Linked DNA regions of Homo sapiens: region 1 is linked to region 2. Evidence: read pairs that join two places in POLR2A ChIA-PET (ENCODE). Cell type or tissue: OCI-LY7. All regions are shown on one strand.

What was found. Peaks named below come from ENCODE experiments on the same cell type or tissue, not always from the same donor. Only the 100,000 strongest peaks of a DNase experiment are listed, where the experiment ranks them.
Region 1: POLR2A ChIA-PET joins it to region 2 with 5 read pairs; 2 of 35 experiments call an interaction of 5 or more read pairs at or near these places.

The regions. Positions count from the first base shown.
Region 1 is chr7:74,490,713-74,494,712 of GRCh38, forward strand. All of the region lies in intron 1 of GTF2IRD1 (GTF2I repeat domain containing 1), which reads left to right. Among named protein-coding and RNA genes, the nearest start is that of GTF2IRD1, 39 kb to the left of the region's middle. In OCI-LY7, no CTCF peak of the experiment used is centred here; no DNase peak of the experiment used is centred here.
Region 2 is chr7:74,270,540-74,274,539 of GRCh38, forward strand. No RefSeq gene overlaps it. Among named protein-coding and RNA genes, the nearest start is that of CLIP2, 17 kb to the right of the region's middle. RefSeq lists enhancers at 1,496-1,545, 2,156-2,245, 2,286-2,375, 3,734-3,783. In OCI-LY7, no CTCF peak of the experiment used is centred here; DNase peaks (open chromatin) are centred at 1,422 and 2,162; H3K4me3 peaks cover 1,637 bases; H3K27ac peaks cover 2,189 bases.

The sequences.
Region 1 (4,000 bases), 220 kb after region 2:
TCCATCAGCTCCAACGCCCCAGCTGGTCCATAGGGCAGTGAGACTTGAATCACAGAGACGCTTCTCTGGTGTCCAGAAAAATCCGGCTCTTTCTAGTGGCGCTTCCAAGGGGGAAGAGATTGGAGAGCTCTCCAGCAAACCCAGGCCTGAGCTTTGCAGAGGTCTGAGCTGAGGACTGAGTGTCCAAGGGGCTGAGGATGTGGACTGTCTTTGTGAGGTGGGGTACAGCCAGTGAAGGAGCCAGTGTTAATTTCCTGAAGCTGCTGTAACACGGGCCACACAGACTTCGTGCCTTAAAGCAACAGAAATTTCAGGCCGAGTGCGGTGGCTCATGCCTGTAATCCCAGCACTTTGGAAGGCTAAAGTGGGCAGATCATGAGGTCAGGAGTTCAAGACCATTCTGGCCAACATGGTGAAACCCCATCTCTACTAAAAATACAAAAATTAGATGGGCGTGGTGGCAGGCACCTGTAATCCCAGCTACTCAGGAGGCTGAGGCACGAGAATCGCCTGAACCCTGGAGGTGGAGGTTGCAGTGAGCTGAGATCCCACTGCTGCACTCCAGCCTGGGTGACAGAGTGAGGGAGAAAAAAAAATTCTTTTTTTTTTTTTTTTTTTTTTTACTTTGAGGTTCTTGGGTACAAGTGTGCAGGTTTGTGACATAGGTAAACTTGTGTCATGGGGGTTTGTTGTACAGATTCTTTTTTCACCCAGGTATTAAGCCCAGTACCCAATAGTTATTTCTTATGATCTTCTCCCTCCTCCCACCCTCCACCTTCTGAAAGGCCCCAGTGTGTGTTGCCCCCCTCTCTGTGTCCATGTGTTCTCATTGTTCAGCTCCCACTTATAAGTGAGAACATGCAGTATTTGGTTTTCTGTTCTTGTGTTAGTTTGCTAAGGATAATGGCCTCCAGCTCCATCCATGTCCCTGCAAAGAACATGATCTTGTTCTTTTTTGTGGCTGCATAGTATTCCATGGTGTATACCTACCACATTTTCTTTACCCAGTCTATCATTGATGGGCATTTAGGTTGATTCCATGTTTTTGCTGTTGTGAATAGTGCTGCAGTAAACATACGTGTGCATGTGTCTTTATTGTAGAATGATTTCTATTCCTTTGGGTATATACCCAGTAAGGGATTGCCGGGTCCAATGGTATTTCTGTCTTTAGGTTTTTGAGGAATCACCACACTGTCTTCCACAATGGCTGAACTAATTTACAACAGTGTATAAGTGTTCCTTTTTCTCCACAACCTCACCAACATCTGTTATTTTCTTGTTCGTTTGTTTTTGTTTTTGTTTTTGTTTTGAGACGGAGTCTTACTCTGTTGTCCAGACTGGAATGCAGTGGTGCAATCTCAGCTCACTGCAACCTCTACTTCCTGGGTTCAAGCAATTCTCCTGCCTCAGCCTCCCGAGTAGCTGGGATTACAGGCACACACTACCATTCCCGGCTAATTTTTTTTTTTTTTTTTTGAGACAGAGTCTCACTCTGTCGCCCAGGCTGGAGTTCAGTGGCGTGATCTCGGCTCACCGCAAGCTCTGCCTCCCGGGTTCACGCCATTCTCCTCCCTCAGCCTCCCGAGTAGCTGGGACTACAGGTGCCTGCCACCACGCCTGGCTAATTTTTTGTATTTTTAGTGGAAACTGAGTTTCACCATGTTAGCCAGGATGGTCTTGATCTCCTGACCTCATGATCTGCCCACCTTGGCCTCCAAAAGTGCTGGGATTACTGGTGTGAGCCACCACGCCTGGCCCAGCATCTGTCATTTTTTGACTTTAATAATAGCCATTCTGACTGGTGTGAGATGATATCTCATTGTGGTTGTGATTTGCATTTCACTCATGATCAATGATGTTGATTGAGTCTTTTTTCATAAGATTGTTGGCTGCATGTACATCTCCTTTTGAAAAGTGTCTGTTCATGTCCTTTGCCCATGTTTTTATGAGAACAAGAGAAATTTCTATTCTCACAGTTCTGGAGGCCAAAGGTCCAAAATCATTACCACTGGGCCAAAATCAAGGTGCCGACAGTGCCATGCTCCCTCCAGAGGCTCTCGGGGGGAATCTGTTCCTGGCCTCTTCTAGCTCCTGGGGGCTGCCAGCACTCCTGGGCTTGTGGCCGCATCACTCCAGTCTTCAAGGCCAGCATCTTCCAATCTCTCTCTACTTCGTCTTCACTTGGACTTCTCTTCTATATGGATGTCCAGTCTTCCTCTACCCTATTTTTAAAAAATGTTTGTAGAGCTGGGGTCTTGCTGTGTTGCTCAGGCTAGTCTCAAACTCTTAGCCTCAAGTGGTCCTCCTGACTTGAAGTGATCCTGCTGCCTTGGCCTCCCAAAGCACTGAGATTACAGGAATGAGCCACTGTGCCTGGCATGACCTCTTCTTCTTCTTCTTTTTTTTTTTTTTTTGAGATAGGGGTCTCACTGTCTTGCTCAGGCTGGAGGGCAGTGACGTGATCTCAGCTCACAGCATCCTTGACCTCCTGGGCTCAGGGGATCCTCCCATCTCAGCCTCCCGAGTAACTGGGACTATAGGCATGCTCCACCACACCCAGCTAATTTTTTTTTATTTTTTGTAGAGATGGGGTCTCACTATGTTTCCCAGGCTGGTCTCAAACTCCTGGGCTCAAGCAATCCTCCTGCCTTGGCCCCCAAAGTGCTGGGCTTACAGGTATGAGCTACCGCGCCCGGCCATGACCTCTTCTTATAAGGATGCATGTGATGGCATTTAGAGCCTACCCGGCTAAGCCAGAATAATCCCCTACCTCAAGATCCTTAATCACATCTGCAAAGTGATTTTGCCATATAAGGTAACACAGGCTCTGGGGATTAGGACATGGCTGTCTTTTGGAGGTCATTTTTTTGAGCCTATCTCGGGTCTCTAAGGGCAAACTCCAGCAGCCATTCTAGTAGACAGGTTCTCCTGTGATAGATGCCGGCCAGGTAAAGGAGACAAATGGAAGATCCCAGCTGACCCACCTCGGCTCTGTCCCCTCTGAGGGGACCTTATTCTCATTTATGTGGACTCCCTAAGCCATATATCTAGGCTGGAGTGCAGTGGTGTGATCTTGGCTCACTGCAGCCTTGACCTCCTGGGCTCAGGGGATCCTCCCATCTCAGCCTCCCAAGCAGCTGGGACTACAGGCATGCACCACCACACCCAGCTGATTTTTTTATTTTTTGTTGAGATGGGGTCTTGCCATATTACCCAGGCTGGTCTTGAACTCCTGAACTCAAGCCGTGTCCACTCTCCCAAACAGCTGCCCCCTCTTGGGGGGTACAGCAGCGTCAGCCTGGTGTGCCCTCAGGGTGTATCCGTTATTTATCTTGGACTGCATAAACCAATAGCCCAACATTAGCAGTGTCAAACAACAGTCATTTCTTCTTTTACTCTTCACATTGTGAGAGTTGTCTGAGCTCAGCCAGATGGGTCTTACTCAATCTCTCCTACAATTGCAGTCAAAAGGTTGCCGGTGGGAGTTGGAGGCTGCAGTGAGCTACGATCGCACCACGGCACTCCAGCCTGGGCAACAGAGCAAGATCCCGTTTCTAAATAAAAAGTTAGCAGGGCTTGAGGTCATTTTGAAGATGTTTCACTTGCTGGCCCGGGGCCTGAGCCGAGGAACAGCTGGGGCCCCTTGGGCTTCTCTGCTGCCCCCCGGCCCCTCCAGCACGGTGGCCTCAGGATAGTCGGGCTTCCCACGTGTCAGCTCAGAGTCCAGGGCAAGGGTCTGAGAGTGAGTGAGTGGCTGGGGGAAGTCTAGCGCCTTTGGGGACCTGGCTGCAGAGGTCACGTGTTGGCGCTGCCCACACATTCTGTTGGTTCAAAGTGGGTCTTTATTCAAATCACATTCAAGAGGAGAGAATTAGATGACACCACTTGTTGGGAGAAGTATTAAGAACTTATTTATTTATTTTTTTCACTTTGGGAGGCCGAGGTGGGAAGATCCTTTGAGCCCAGGAGTTCGAGACCAGCCTGGGCAATATAGGGAAAC
Region 2 (4,000 bases):
CCTGACCTTGTGATCCGCCTGCCTCGGCCTCCCAAAGTCCTGGGATTACAGGCATGAGCCACCACGCCCGGCCCTCTTTTATTTTTTTGATGGAGTTTCGTTCCTGTTGCCCAGGCTGGAGTGCAATGGCGCGGTCTCAGTTCACTGCAACCTCCTTCTCCCGGGTTCAGGTGATTCTCCTGCCTCAGCCTCCGGAGTAGCTGGGATTACTGGTGCTCACCACCACACCCAGCTAAATTTTAAAATATTTTTAGTAGAGACAGGGTTTCACCATGTTGGCCAGCTTGGTCTTGAACTTCTGACCTCAGATGATCCGCCCGCCTCGGCCTCCCAAAGTGCTGGGATTATAGGGGCAAGCCACCATGCCCGCCGCCACCCCGCCCCGCCCTTTTTTTTTGTTTTTTTTTGAGACAGGGTCTCCCTTTGTCACTCGGGCTGGAGTGCAGTGTTGCGATCTTAGCTCACTGGAGACTCCAACTCCTGGGCTCAAAAGATCCTCCCTCCTCCCACCTCAGCCTCTCAAATATCTAGGACTACATGCACGCACCACCACGCCTGGCTAATTTTTTGACTTTTTATTTTTTGTGTTAAGATGGAGTGCATTTTCTACACTGCTATCTGGGGGTCCTGAAAGGAAACTACTGAGCTTTATTTATAGGTCTGTTTCCTGAGAAACTCACTTATCCTGAAATGTCAAAGTTAAGCCAGAGTGTGCTGTTTAGAGATAACCTTGTCCAATGTCCTCATTTTAGTATTTCATTTATTTATTTATTTATTTGAGATGGAGCCTCGCTTTTTCACCCAGACTGCAGTGCAGTGGTGCAATCTCGGCTCACTGCAACCTCTGCCTCCCAAATTCAAGCAATTCTCCTGCCTCAGCCTCCTGAGTAGCTGAGATTACAGGTGGGCAACACCACACGGCTAATTTTTGTATTTTTAGTAGAGACGGGGTTTCACCATGTTGGCCAGACTGGTCTCGAACTCCTGACCTCAAGAGATCCATCCGCCTTGGCCCCCCTAAGTACTGGGATGACAGGCATGAGCCGCCTGGCCTGTGGGTGTGAATTTCTATATTTTAAAAAATTGGCTGGGCATGGTGGCTTATGCCTGTAATGCCACTATGTTGCACAGGCTGGTCCCGAACTTCTGGGCTTACGTGATCCTCCTGCCTTGGCCTCCCAAAGTGCTGGGATTATAGGCATGAGCCACTGCACTCAGCCTATTTATTTATTTTAGAGACAGAGTCTCATTCTGTTGCCCTGGCTGGACTGCAGTAGCACGATCACAGCTCACTGCAGCCTTGAACTCCTGGACTCAAGCCATCCTCTCACCTCAGCCTCCTCAGTAGCTGGGACTAGAGGCTCGCACCGCTGCACCTGACTTAGTCCTATTTTTATAGATGAGAAAAGTGGAGTGAAGCCGGAAGAGATTTGCCTCAAACCAGGAAGTGCCTCAGGAGGGATCTGAACCGCCAGACCAGGACTTCTAACCTCCACTGCTTCCTGGACAGGCTTTCATTTTAATTATTTTTCTAAATTGGGAGGGAGTCTTACTGTGTCACCCAGGCTGGAGTGCAGTGGTGTGATCTCGGCTCACTGCAACCTCTGCCTCCCGGGTTCAAGTAATCCTCCTGCCTCAGCCTCCCGAGTAGCTGGGACTACAGGTGCCCACCACGAAATCCGGCTGATTTTTGTATTTTCGGTAGAGATGGGGTTTCACTATGTTGGCCAGGCTCGTCTCGAACTCCTGACCTCAAATGATCCACCCGTCTTGGCCTCCCTAAATCCTGGGATTACAGGCGTGAGCCACCCTGCCTGGCATCATTTTAAATTCTGATCTAAACAAAAAGTGCTCCAAACTTCCCTCCTTTTCAAAGTGGTGTCACCGTGTCAGCAACCTGAAGAAATCATTCTTATGGGAAAGAAAGTTCTGGTTTAGGATTGCTGACGGAAAACAAAACAGGAAGTCAAGCATTCCCAGCTGACATAGACCATCTGGGAATGTACTAGAATCAGTCCTGCTGTGGGCCAGGCTGTGTGGTGTGTGCTTTACCCTGGCTTCAGAGGAGAGAGGAGAGGGATTCAAGACTGCAGACAGCCCTGAGCCAGATCTGTCCTCCCAGGGGAGTGGAGGATGGGCCACGGCCACATCTGGGCTGAACCAGGAGGCATGGACAGGAAGCTAGAACGGCAGAGACCAGAGGGGCCACCATGCTAATGGGGAAGTGGTGTGGCTGGGGGATGGGGGCCGCAGACCTCAGGGTTGGGGAATGAGTCAACTGCGAGGGCGTTTGCACCAAAGGAAGGATGGAAAGCCTGCCTGGCCCTGGCTGGTTAGACACTAGGAATGCCCTGTGGTTTCCTAAACTCTACTCCAGCCTCTGGTACAAACAAATCCCTGGCAATCCTCGCTCTGTGTGAGTGACAATCCCTGTACTCTACTGTAAACTTCCAGTGAGCCAGGCACTGTGAGAGGAGCCCTATAAAAAAAGGAGACTGGCTGGGGGTGGTGGCTCACGCCTGTAATCCCAGCACTTTGGGAGGCCGAGGCAGGCAGATCATGAAGTCAGGAGATTGAGACCATCCTGGCTAACACGGTGAAACCCCATCTCTACTAAAAATACAAAAAATTAGCCGGGCATCATGGCGGGCGACTGTAGTCCCAGCTACTCGGGAGGCTGAGGCAGGAGAATGGCGTGAACCCGGGAGGCGGAGTTTTCAGAGAGGTGAGACAGTGCCACTGCACTCCAGCCCAGCCTGGGCAATAGAGCGAGACTCCGTCTCAAAAAAAAAAAAAAAAAAAAGAGAGAGAGACCTCGGTCAGGCGAGGTGGTCACACCTGTAATCCCACCATTTTGGGAGGCCGAGGCAGGTGGATCACCTGAGGTCGGGAATTTGAGACCAGCCTGGCCAACATGGTGAAACTTCACCTCTACCAAAAATACAAAATTAGTTGGACGTGGTGGTGGGTGCCTGTAATCCCAGGTACTCGGGAGGCTGAGGCAGGAGAATCGCTTGAATCCGGGAGGCAGAGGTTGCAGTGAGCCGAGATCGTGCTATTGCACTCCAGCCTGGGCAACAAGAGCAAAATTTCATCTAAAAAAAAAAAAGGTTTTTCTGTAGAGATGGGGGTCTTGCTAGGTTGCCCAGGCTGGTCTCAAAATCCTGGCTTCAAGCGATGCTCCAGCCTTGGCCTCCCAAAGCACTGGGATAGGCAGGAGCCACCATGCCTGGACATAGGACCAAGATTCTATATTTTTTTCCCATAATCTTTTTTTTTTCTTCCTTTTTCTGATTTCCAGTGGGGTTGGATTTTGCTCAAAATTTTTTTTTTTTTTTTTTTTTAAGATGGAGTCTCACTCTGTCACTCAGACTGGAGTGCAGTGGCATGATCTCGGCTCACTGCAACTTCTGCCTCCTGGGTTCATGCAATTCTCCTGCCTCAGTCTCTCGAGTAGCTGGGACTACAGGCACACGCCACCACACCTGGCTAATTTTTATATTTTTAGTAGAGACGAGGTTTCACCATGATGGCCAGGCTGGTCTCGAACTGCTGACCTCAAGTGATCCACCCGCCTCGGCCTCCCAAAGTGTTGGGATTATAGGCATGAGCCACCACGCCTGGACTTAACTCAATTTTTTTTCTTATTTTTTTGACCTTGAGGATGAGGATTCTGAGCAAAGCTGCACCACCCCATCCCATATCCTCTGTCTTTAAAAAAACACCCTTGGGGCTGGGCACAGTGGCTCACACCTGTAATCCCAGCACTTTGAGAGGCCGAGGTGGGCGGATCACAAGGTCAGGAGATGGAGACCATCCTGGCTAACACGGTGAAACCCGTCTCTATTAAAAATACAAAAAATTAGCCAGGCATGGTGGCGTGCATCAGGAGGCTGAGGCAGGAGAATCGCTTGAACCCAGAAGGCAGAGGTTGCAGTGAGCTGAGATGGCACCACTGCACTCCAGCCTGGGCGACAGAGCGAGACTCCGTCTCAAAACA